2 separate regions of the Homo sapiens genome follow, and region 1 is linked to region 2. A link is a loop called in an ENCODE intact Hi-C map of the cell type or tissue named here. Cell type or tissue: IMR-90. All regions are shown on one strand. Links, peaks and the distances in the headings refer to the core of each region. The heading gives the core; the rest is flanking DNA.

Region 1 (5,705 bases), core at 256-5,255, 140 kb after region 2:
CGAACTTCCCCCTCTATGCAGTTACCTCATCAGTCCCCATTAAAACCTCCGACGGCTGCCGCCCTAGCTGGATCCCTAGGAGTCTAGGTACAAGACACCCCTTTCAGCATTCCTTCTCATCTTTTTACTTTCATCTCTAGTTTTGCCTTGCACAAGGTCTCTTCTTCCTCTGTGGATCCTCTACCTATATGTGTCTACCTGCTAATTGGACAGGCACATAGACACTAGTTTTTCTTACTCCCAAAATTCAATTTGCAAATAGGACTGAAGAGCTCCCCGTTCCCCTCATGACACCAACATGACAAAAAAGAGTTATTCCATTAATTCCCTTGCTTGTCGGTTTAAGACTGTCTGCCTCCACTACTGCTCTCAGTACTGGAATAGCAGGCATTTCAACCTCTTTCACGACCTTCCATAGCCTCTCTAATGACTTCTCTGCTAGCATCATGCACATATTGCAAACTTCAAGTTGACTCTTTAGCTGCAGTTGTCCTCCAAAACTGCCGTGGCCTTGACTTACTGCTGAAAAAGGATGACTCTGTATATTTTTTAATGAAGAGTGTTGTTTTTACCTAAATCAATCTGGCCTGGTGTATGACAACATAAAAAACTCAAGGATAGAGCCTAAAAACTTGCCAACCAAGCAAGTAATTATGCTGAACCCCCTTGGACACTCTCTAATTAGATGTCCTAGATCCTCCCAATTCTTAGTCCTTTAATACCTGTTTTTCTCCTTCTCTTATTAAATTTAGTTTTTTGATTCATACAAAACTATATCCAGGCCACCACCAATAATTCTACACGACAAATGTTTCTTCTAACAACCCCACAATATCACCCCTTACCACAAAATCTTCCTTCAGCTTAATCTCTCCCACTCTAGGTTCCCACGCCGCCCCTAATCCTGCTCGAAGAAGCCCTGAGAAACATCGCGCATTATCTCTCCATACCACCCCCAAAATTTTTGCCGCCCCAACACTTCAACACTATTTTGTTTTATTTTTCTTATTAATATAAGAAGACAGGAATGTCAGGCCTCTGAGCCCAAGCTAAGCCATCTTATCCCCTGTGACCTGCACATATACATCCAGATGGCCTGTTCCTTGCCTTAACTGATGACATTCCACCACAAAAGAAGTGAAAATGGCCGGGCCTTGCCCTAAGTGATGACATTATCTTGTGAAATTCCTTCTCATAGCTCATCCTGGCTCAAAAGCTCCCCTACTGAGCACCTTGTGACCCCCACTCCTGCCCGCCAGAGAACAACCCCTCTTTGACTGTAATTTTCCTTTACCTACCCAAATCTTATAAAATGGCCCTATCCTTATCTCCCTTCGCTGACTCTCTTTTTGGACTCAGCCCGCCTGCACCCAGGTGATTAAAAAGCTTTATTGCTCACACAAAGCCTGTTTGGTGTTCTCTTCACACAGATGCAAGTGAAAGGGGGCATCTCAGGTCAGGCCCCAAAACAGAGCCTAATACAGGGATAAATATTGGGAGATGTGATCTCAGGGCAGCAAGAGTGAAGGAAAGGCAAAATGAGACAGGAAAGGATAAGGAAGAGAAGTACAGCAATGTAACTGCACAGGCCGCACAAAGAACCATCCTCAGAACAGTCCATTAGAGAAAGGAAGGGAGAAGAAATGATTATTTTAGGTTCTTACAGTCTTCTTGCTCTCATCGGTCATAATTTACTGTCAGGAAACTAATTTTTCCACGCTTCCAGGTTCTCTCACCGGGCCTTTACACAACTGCTATGGAAGGCATCTCCAGTGCTCTGTGGCATGATAGCTTCATTCAAATCTGGAAGTAGTAAGAAGATCTAGGGATTTCTAGTGCTTGTCTGCTGGAACTCATGCAGTGGAACCGCTGCCCTGAGTGTACTGCAGTGGCACTGGCAGCTCACATGGAACAGCCAAGGGTCAGGAGACATGTGAGGGAGAGAGAATCTGAAAGGTTATGTATAAAATACTCAATATAAAGGGAGATGTGACTGGGAGGTATAGGAGGATTCAGCTGCATTAATAATGTTTTATTCCTTAAGCTGAGTATTAGGTTCATAGCTGTTTGTTCTATTTATACCTTTCAGATAGATAGATAAGATAGATAAAATATAGATACAGGTATACAATCATGTGTCACATCACAATGGGAATACATTCTGAGAAATGCATCATTAGGCAATTTTGTTGTGTGAACATCATAGGGCATACTTACACAAACCTGCTGTCCTCTCCTATGATAACAATACCTTCTTCTGGAATACCTCCCAAAGGACGAGTCTGAGGCTGTTTTACAGTTAACTTTTTTCTTTTCTAAATAGAAGGCACATACTCTAAAATAATGATATTTATAGTACAGTAAAAAGTAACACACAAACCTAGATGGTATAATTTACTACATGCCCAAGCTATATGATATAGCCTATTGCTCCTAGGCTACAAATGTGTATAGCAGGTTACTGTACTATATATTGTAGGTGATTATAACACAGTGGTAAGTATTTGTGTATCTAAACATAGAAAAGGCACAGTAAAAATACAGTATAAAGGATAAAAACCTCCATAGGGCGCTTAACATGAATGGAGCTTGCAGAACTGGAAGTTGTTCTGGGTGAGTCAGTGAGTAAGTGTTGAGTGAATGTGAAGGCCTGTGACATTACTGTACACCACTGTAGTTTTTATACACATTGTACACTTAGGCCACACTCATTTATAAAAAATATTTTCCTTCAATAATAAATTAACTTTAGCTTACTGTAACTTTTTCACTTTATAAACTTTTTCATTTTTAAAACTTTTTGAATCTTGTAATGACACAACTTTAAACACAAAAATGTACAACTCTGAAAATATTTTCTTTCCTTATATCTGTATTCTATAACTTTTTTCTGTTTTTAATATTTTTTTTTACTTTATAAACTTTTTTGTTAAAAATGAAGACAAACACACATTAGCCTAGGCCTACACAGGGTCAGGATCATCAATATCACTATCTTCCACCTCCACATCTTGTCCCACTGGAAGGTCTTCAGGGGCAATGCATGATGCTGTCCTCTCCTATGATAACAATGCCTTCCTCTGGAATACCTCCTGAAGGACTAGTCTAAGGCTGTTTTACAGTTAGCTTTTTTCTTTTCTAAATAGAAGGCATATATTCTAAAATAATGATATTTACAGTACAGTAAATAATAAACCAGTAGCATAGTTGTTTCTTATTATCAAGTATTATGTACTGTACAAAACTGTGCTAGACGTTTATATGAATAGCAGTGCAGTAGGTTTGTGCACACCAACATCACTGCAACCATGTGAGTAATGCGTTGTGCAATGACTTATAATGGCTACAACACCACTCAGTGATAGGAATTTTCCAGCTCATTATAATCCTATGGGACCACCATCATATTTGCAATCAGTCATTGACTGAAATGTTAAATACATGACTGTATATTACACATTAAACAACACCTCTAAAGATGTTTTGATCCAGTTCAAAGGGCTTTAAAGATGTTTAATGTATTAAATTGAGCTACGTTTTGAAACTTATAGAAACTAGTTTTTTTCCTACTCTTACGTTGGAAGTTGTGCTTAGTATTTTTTTTTCTTTATACTTTTATGTTGGGAAGGACAGAGCTTGTGAGGAAGTATTGATCAATTATAAAAAAACATTTTATTTTCATGTTTGAGTGATGAGTAAGCTAATTTGTATCATTCCTATAATGGAGGTTTCATAGAAGAGGTGAATTTTAAAACTGGCCCTAAAGATAAGAAAATCTGGAAAAAAAGTTGATAGGGAAGAGCCTTTCATAAAAACAAACTGAGCATGGGATGTAGAAAACTAGCTCAGGGAACAAGGAATAATTATTTGACCAGATCATGTGAAGGAAGAAATGGGATATATAATTGGAAAGATACAATAAAGCTAGAATGCAGAGGAACTTGAAATGCCTAGTAGTCTATATTTCACTGGCAAAAGATAAATTGAAAATTCTAAATTATATTTTCCAGCCTGTCAGAAGTTTGATATAGTCACATGTCTGAGTTTTGACCAACAGGACATGTAAGAATGGCTCTTCCAGGCCTGGTCCATGAAACCTCCCTTGCCTGCTAAACAGATAAAGAAAATCTGGTGGAGCTCTCTGAGGCCCCAAAAGATGGCAGAGCCACTCTGGAAGAAGCCTGGGTACCTGGATGACTATGTGAAGCAGAAACCCCACCATATCCTCTCTGTGTATCCCCAGTGGTTGGTGATATAACCAAATAATAAATCTTTGTTGTGTTAAAACACTGAAAATAACTCTGTTTGTTATAGCATTTAGCCTATTCTGACTAATATACTACATAATTGCATTTATATGCCTATCTCTTACTGCTAAACAGTGAGCTTTTTGGGGGGCAAAAACATATAGTTCTTAATTCACATTGACTAGCACAAAGATGATCAATAAGTATTTACTGAATTAATACATACTCAACTAAGGCAGGAGAAAGGACTAATATATTTTATAATGTTCTCCTTGTACCCACCTTTTCTCCTAAAGTGATTGTTGAAACAAACATGCAAAGAAAAAAAAGTTCTTAAACACCAGAAAAACAAAATAGCAAGCCAACAAGATTTCACCATTTCTCAAATATTCTGAGTATCTGACATTTGTTGCAGTAGAAAATAAAGGTTGGTTCTGAGGTTTCCAAAAGGGACAATCATACATCCTTCAAAGCAATAAGGGAAAGAAGGCTTTCCATCCATCATTCTCATCATAAAAAGAGCAAAATTCTCTACATTCTATAAGTCTAAAGTAATTTCTATCCCTAAGTTGTTACTTGTAACAAGGAAACTTGGAGTCAGTTTTGCAAGGCTATTTACTAGAAAGTCATTTTGACGCATTTACTTGGGGCAGCTATTTGTCATAGCTGAGTCAAAATGCATTAAAGTGGCTTGAAATGTGCAAGTTTCCCCCCTTTTTTATTACTAGGAAATATTTACAACACATTAACCCCAGGCAATCTTAGGAGACTTTCATTTTAAGGATATTGGCATATGTTTTTTGAGTGCTGAGAGAATCATTAAATATAAAATTAAGAATTCCCCATGGAGATTGACGCTAAATTAGTAGATCAAATTACTATTACTCAAATATCCCCCCTTTCCCAAATTCCATATATATATATACGTTTGTGTGTGTATGTGTGTGTGTAAACACATTAGGAACCCCAAAATTTTCAAATTAAAAAAACAGCTATCATTATTAAGCAGAAATTCTATGCATTCATTTAAAGTAAATGAATATGGCTATTATAACTTTAAAAGAGAAATCATGACACTCGGAGAACTCATTCATGTAAATTCCTAGAGAATGGGCAGATGCTTAAGTTAAGAATGACTGATGGTCTTTTGTGAAATGAGCGAGCTTGGTAAATACAGACCTCTTGGTTATCTGTAGTTTGTCTTTCAGATTGTGTCTAGGTGTCTCCTCATTCTTACTCTTCCCTGATCCTCAGCTCATGCCTTGCTCAGCCCTATGCCAACAGCAATAAGGTGCGGATGATTATATCACACATTTCTTAATACTAAAAACAGTTGATGAGGCTGGAGGATCACTTGAGCCAAGGAGTTAAAGTCCAGCCTGGGCAACATAGTGAGACTTCAACTTTAAAAATAAAAAAATTAAAATTAAAAAGTTGAAATTGTTATACGGTTTGTTT
Region 2 (5,705 bases), core at 253-5,252:
TGGGCAAAAACTAGAAGCATTCCCTTTGAAAACCGGTACAAGACAGGGATGCTGTCTCTCACCACTCCTATTCAACATAGTGTTGGAAGTTCTGGCCAGGGCAATCAGGCAGGAGAAGGAAATAAAGGATATTCAATTAAGAAAAGAGGAAGTCAAATTGTCCCTGTTTGCAGATGACATGACTGTATATCTAGAAAAGCCCATTGTCTCAGCCTAAAATCTCCTTAAGCTGATAGGCAACTTCAGCAAAGTCTCAGGATACAAAATCAATGTGCAAAAGTCACAAGCATTCTTATACGCCAATGACAGACAAACAGAGAGCCAAATCATGAGTGAACTCCCATTCACAATTGCTTCAAAGAGAATAAAATACCTAGGAATCCAACTTACAAGGGATGTGAAGGACCTCTTCAAGGAGAACTACAAACCACTGCTCAATGAAATAAAAGAGGATACAAACAAGTGGAAGAACATTCCATGCTCATGGGTAGGAAGAATCAATATCGTGAAAATGGCCATACTGCCCAAGGTAATTTATAGATTCAATGCCATCCCCATCAAGCTACCAATGACTTTCTTCACAGAATTGGAAAAAACTACTTTGAAGTTCATATGGAACCATAAAAGAGCCCGCATTGCCAAGTCAACCCTAAGCCAAAAGAACAAAGCTGGAGGCATCACGTTACCTGACTTCAAACTATACTACAAGGCTACAGTAACCAAAACAGGATGGTACTGGCACCAAAACAGAGATATAGACCAATGGAACAGAAAAGAGCCCTCAGAAATGATGCCGCATACCTACAACTATCTGATCTTTGACAAACCTGACAAAAACAAGAAATGGGGAAAGGATTCCCTATTTAATAAATGGTGCTGGGAAAACTGGCTAGCCACATGTAGAAAGCTGAAACTGGATCCCTTCCTTACACCTTATACAAAAATTAATTCAAGATGGGTTAAAGACGTACATGTTAGACCTAAAACCATAAAAACCCTAGAAGAAAACGTAGGCAATACCATTCAGGACATAGGCATGGGCAAGGACTTCACATCTAAAACACCAAAAGCAATGGCAACAAAAGCCAAAATTGACAAATGGGATCTAATTAAACTAAAGAGCTTCTGCACAGCCAAAGAAACTACCATCAGAGTGAACAGGCAACCTACAGAATGGGCAAAAATTTTTGCAATCTACTCATCTGACAAAGGCCTAATATCCAGAATCTATGATGAACTCCAACAAATTTACAAGAAAAAAACAAACAACCCCATCAACAAGTGGGCAAAGGATATGAACAGACACTTCTCAAAAGAAGACATTTATGCAGCCAAAAGACACATGAAAAAATGCTCACCATCACTGGCCATCAGAGAAATGCAAATCAAAACCACAATGAGATACCGTCTCACACCAGTTAGAATGGCAATCATTAAAAAGTCAGGAAACAACAGGTGCTGGAGAGGATGTGGAGAAATAGGAACACTCTTACACTGTTGGTGGGACTGTAAACTAGTTCAACCATTGTGGAAGTCAGTGTGGCGATTCCTCAGGGATCTAGAACTAGAAATACCATATGACCCAGCAAACCCATTACTGGGTATATACCCAAAGGATTATAAAATCATGCTGCTATAAAGACACATTCACACTTATGTTTATTGCGGCACTATTCACAATAGCAAAGACTTGGAACCAAGCCAAATGTCCAACAATGATAGACTGAATTAAGAAAATGTGGCACATATATACCATGGAATACTATGCAGCCATAAAAAGTGATGAGTTCATGTCCTTTGTAGGGACATGGATGAAGCTGGAAACCATCATTCTCAGCAAACTATCGCAAGGACAAAAAACCAAACACCACATGTTCTCACTCATACGTGGGAATTGAACAATGAGAACACATGGACACAGGAAGGGGAACATCACACACCGGGGCCTGTTGTGGGGTAGGGGGATGGGGGAGGGATAGCATTTGGAGATATACCTAATGTTAAATGACGAGTTACTGGGTTCAGCATACTAACATGGCACATGTATACATACGTAACTAACCCGCATGTTGTGCACATGTACCCTAAAACTTAAAGTATAATTTAAAAAAAAAAGATTTCTACCCACTTGTTCCCAGACCTCTATGTCTAGCATGCCTTCTTCCAGAACTATGGGTTATGGGAAAGTTTGCTTTAGGTCCCTTAATTGAGCCTGTGAAACTGAGGCTCTGCTAGCTTTAAGCAGCTATTTCAATATTTTTATATACTGTTTCTGTTGAGCTGATAACTGTTGTCTCATGATGAAACCCTAACCTGAAAATTCCCTCAAACTTGGAAATCCTGAGTGGGCACCAATGACTTACTGACTGCACAGTCTCTTCACCTTCATTTTTGAAGGTTCCATTGTGATCTGTTGCAGCATTCCTCACATGGAGCACCAGCTGCAGGGTTTGTCCCACAGACCCTGGCTGAGCAACAGATGAAAGGAGTAGTCAGACACAGGTATCCCGTGAGAGTAGCTAGGGGACTGCCTGGCACTAGGTGGCGGAAGAGTCAGCAGCCCTGATAAGCCAGAGCTGCATGTATTTATTCAATACTGGTATAATGTCAAAGGCCTGGAACCAACACAATCTGTGAGTAATTAACACTGTTGTCCCCTCTTGCAGGGAGCAGTCTTGTGCGCGGATGATCAAAGGTTGGTCTCTGGATGACATAAGTAAATAAGCTTTTCTAGATAGATTTCTTTACACTCCCTTGTTACGGAGTCCTCGCCCTTAGCGTCAGGGTGAGAGAATTAGCTGCCTTCAGCTTTATTCTCTCCGGAAGCTTTTGCAAGACCTTCCCACCTTTCAAGAAGGTTTGCGTCTTTCCTTATAGCTTCTCCTACCACTCTGACCGATCTCCTACACAACATGATGCTATGGAAGGAGCTAAGGACCTGGGACCAGAATGAAATCACATTCTTCCTACCCCAGTTAGTTGCTTCCACATCTCACCCCAGTCATTTAACATTAGCAGAATCTCAGCTTCCTCATCTGAAAATGGGAAGGTGGTAATCACCACAGAGGACTTGTAAGAATTTGTTCATATATTTTAACAGTTAAATGAATGGATTCTCAAGCCAGGCTGTCTAAGTTCAAACCTTCTTCTATCACATTTCAGCTCTGTGGCCCTGGGAAAGTTAATTCTTCTCTCCCTACTTCAGTTTTCCTATCTGTAAAATGGTGATAATAATAGGATTCATCTCATGGGGTTGTCACAAGGATTAAATGAAATAATACTTGTAAAGCTCCTGGAATAGTGGCTGGTACAGAGTAAGCACTCAGTAACTGGAAGAGTTAACATTTACTGTGCATTATAGTCCTTAGCACAGTGGCTGGCATACCACACATGTTCAGTGACTGCTAGTTATTATGACTACTGGGACTTCCACTCAGCCGAGGGAAGGAATGTCTGTCCTCACTTTTCATTTCCTTCCTCTCGACGTCTGGTATGAATCAGATGTGAGTCCCCTGAGGTGTTATCCTGGCCCTGGGGGGAGGAGAAGGAGAGGCTGTGAAGCCAAGTGAACAGATCAGTGACATCAGGCGAGCATCCCAGGCTCCATGGGAGAGCTCAGGCCCAGGATCAACTGACCTTTCCACAGGAAGAGGAGAAACCACAGCAGCCCTCACTTTCCCTGGGTTTTCCCTGATTCGTGATAAATCATGCTTCCTAGGTCCTGCCCTGTGAAGAAAGATGTTTCTTCAGAAGACAGGAGTGTGTGGCTAGGGTCCCAGGCTCTGAGCTCAGACAAGATGTTTTGATGATGTTGCCTGGGCCATGGTGAGAGGAGGTTTTAGCTTTGAAGGGGCCTCCAAGTCCCTGTGGTAATCACTGAAGAGGATGAGTACCTATCTCAGAGATGAATGTCCTCTTCAGGGGTCAGAAGCAGAGGTGACTAAGCAGTTTCTGATTGGCTCTTTGGCATAATTGCTATTAATTTCTCTAAAATTAGTCCATGCCATATTCCTGGAATGGACAAATTACCTGTACATCAAGGTAATTTCCAGAGAAAATTTCCTGAGAAGATAATTTCTCTGGAAATTACCTTGATGCACACTCATTTTTTCTATAAATATTGGAGGGGTCACCATATGCCAGGCACAGTGCTAGAGAATACCTTCAAAGAGGATTTCACAAAATCCTAAATGATAATTAATATTATATAATATTTTGCATATTAATATAAATGGGTTCAAAGTCCAATATGGGCATAGTGAATGGGTATATCATGCAAGGCTTTACAGATAAAATAACATTAGGGTTAAGCTGTTGGTTCCCAGAAATAGACTCACCTGAGTTAAAATTCTACCTCTGCTACTTACTCTGTATCTTGGAGAAGGTTTCTTAAACTTTCTGAGCTTTGGCTTCTCCATCTGTAAAATAAAGATAATAGTACCTTTTTAAAGGGCTCTGTATGTGGATTGAGTGAGATAATACATATAGAATGGTGTGCCAGGAACACAATTAACAAATGGTGGTTATTTTTATTAGTGAAAATCTGTACACGTCTAAAAATTCCATGTGGACAGTTTCCCAATATTATGGCATATTTGGAATTTACTCTTCAAGTTTTCATTCCATGGATGGTTGTGTTTGAGCCTAAAATCCTGCAGTCAGCACTGCTGAAGACTGTCATGGTTGCTTAAGATCTATTGAAATTCTGAGTAATAAAGGCTGAGTTCAAGAGGGGGAAGGTAGGGCCAAATAGAGTTAAAGAGTAGAGAGCTTTCCCTGAGGGGCTCACACACTGCCTCTTCTGCGCATACCTCCTAGCCTAACACAGGAAGTCTTGTGAGGCCATTCTTACCGGCTGGCTGCATTCCAAAGTTAGGGGAAAGAGGAGAGAGAAACAGAACTCTAAGTCACCTTGAGTTCACAAACTATGCAATTCCTTCTGTGAAAACCTCTATCACCCCTATAGATTAAGACATCGTGTACAATATATGACCCTTCCCCAAATGGTTCAAAATGTGTCTATTATGAGCATCAATTTGTGCCGGGCACAGAGGTCATATATGCTTGCCATCCCCTATCACTTCCATGTAACATGAGCAAAATGGCTGCAGCATCCCAAAGAGAACAGTAACTTTGAGCTATTCAGTACAGACTTCTATAGAAGTATCCTTGGTTCCTTCCGCCCTTTCTGTCTTCCACCAGTTTCATGGGTCTTTGTTTCTATTTCTATTTTTTGAGATCTCTTTCTCTCTTCTCATGATCCAGACTGTGCCACAAGACATCTTTGAGAGGCCTGAGACTGGCTAGCCCAGGAGAGGCTTGAAAATGGCTTAGATGAAGCCAAGACCAAGTGGGATATACCCCTTACTCAGCTCCTTTTTCCCCCTAGGGTTATTTAAATTGGAGTTCTCTTATGGCACTTAGTTTATGACTTTGTGTGCAGCCGTGCTGTGATTCAGAGACTGTTAAGTTTTTTCCAAGGTTAGTCCCTACTAGAACAGACACCTTTGTGGTCAAGGGCTGGGTCTTTTCACATTTTCATGGTCATGATTTCTTTTAACGGTGTCATCAAAAGAAGTTTCAAAAAGCAACTTCCTAACAGGGTTCCAATGAATATTTGAGACCTGCGTGGCTGGAGTGCTACGAAGAGGATGTAGTTGGAATGGAGAAATTTCTGGATAGTCCTGAATTTCCATTATTCAAAG

Evidence for each region. Hi-C counts contacts between places; a loop is a spot of excess contacts. Peaks named below come from ENCODE experiments on the same cell type or tissue, not always from the same donor. Only the 100,000 strongest peaks of a DNase experiment are listed, where the experiment ranks them.
Region 1: a loop joins it to region 2, with 2.1 times the contacts of the local background. A loop is called at or near these places in 1 of 110 quality-filtered maps.

Annotation. Positions count from the first base shown.
Region 1 is chr15:49,694,253-49,699,957 of GRCh38, reverse strand. No RefSeq gene overlaps it. Among named protein-coding and RNA genes, the nearest start is that of DTWD1, 76 kb to the right of the region's middle. RefSeq lists an enhancer at 855-1,385. In IMR-90, for the core only: no CTCF peak of the experiment used is centred there; DNase peaks (open chromatin) are centred at 2,637 and 3,307; H3K27ac peaks cover 236 bases.
Region 2 is chr15:49,829,630-49,835,334 of GRCh38, reverse strand. No RefSeq gene overlaps it. Among named protein-coding and RNA genes, the nearest start is that of DTWD1, 210 kb to the right of the region's middle. In IMR-90, for the core only: a CTCF peak has its summit at 2,543 (motif pointing right); a DNase peak (open chromatin) is centred at 3,614; H3K27ac peaks cover 953 bases.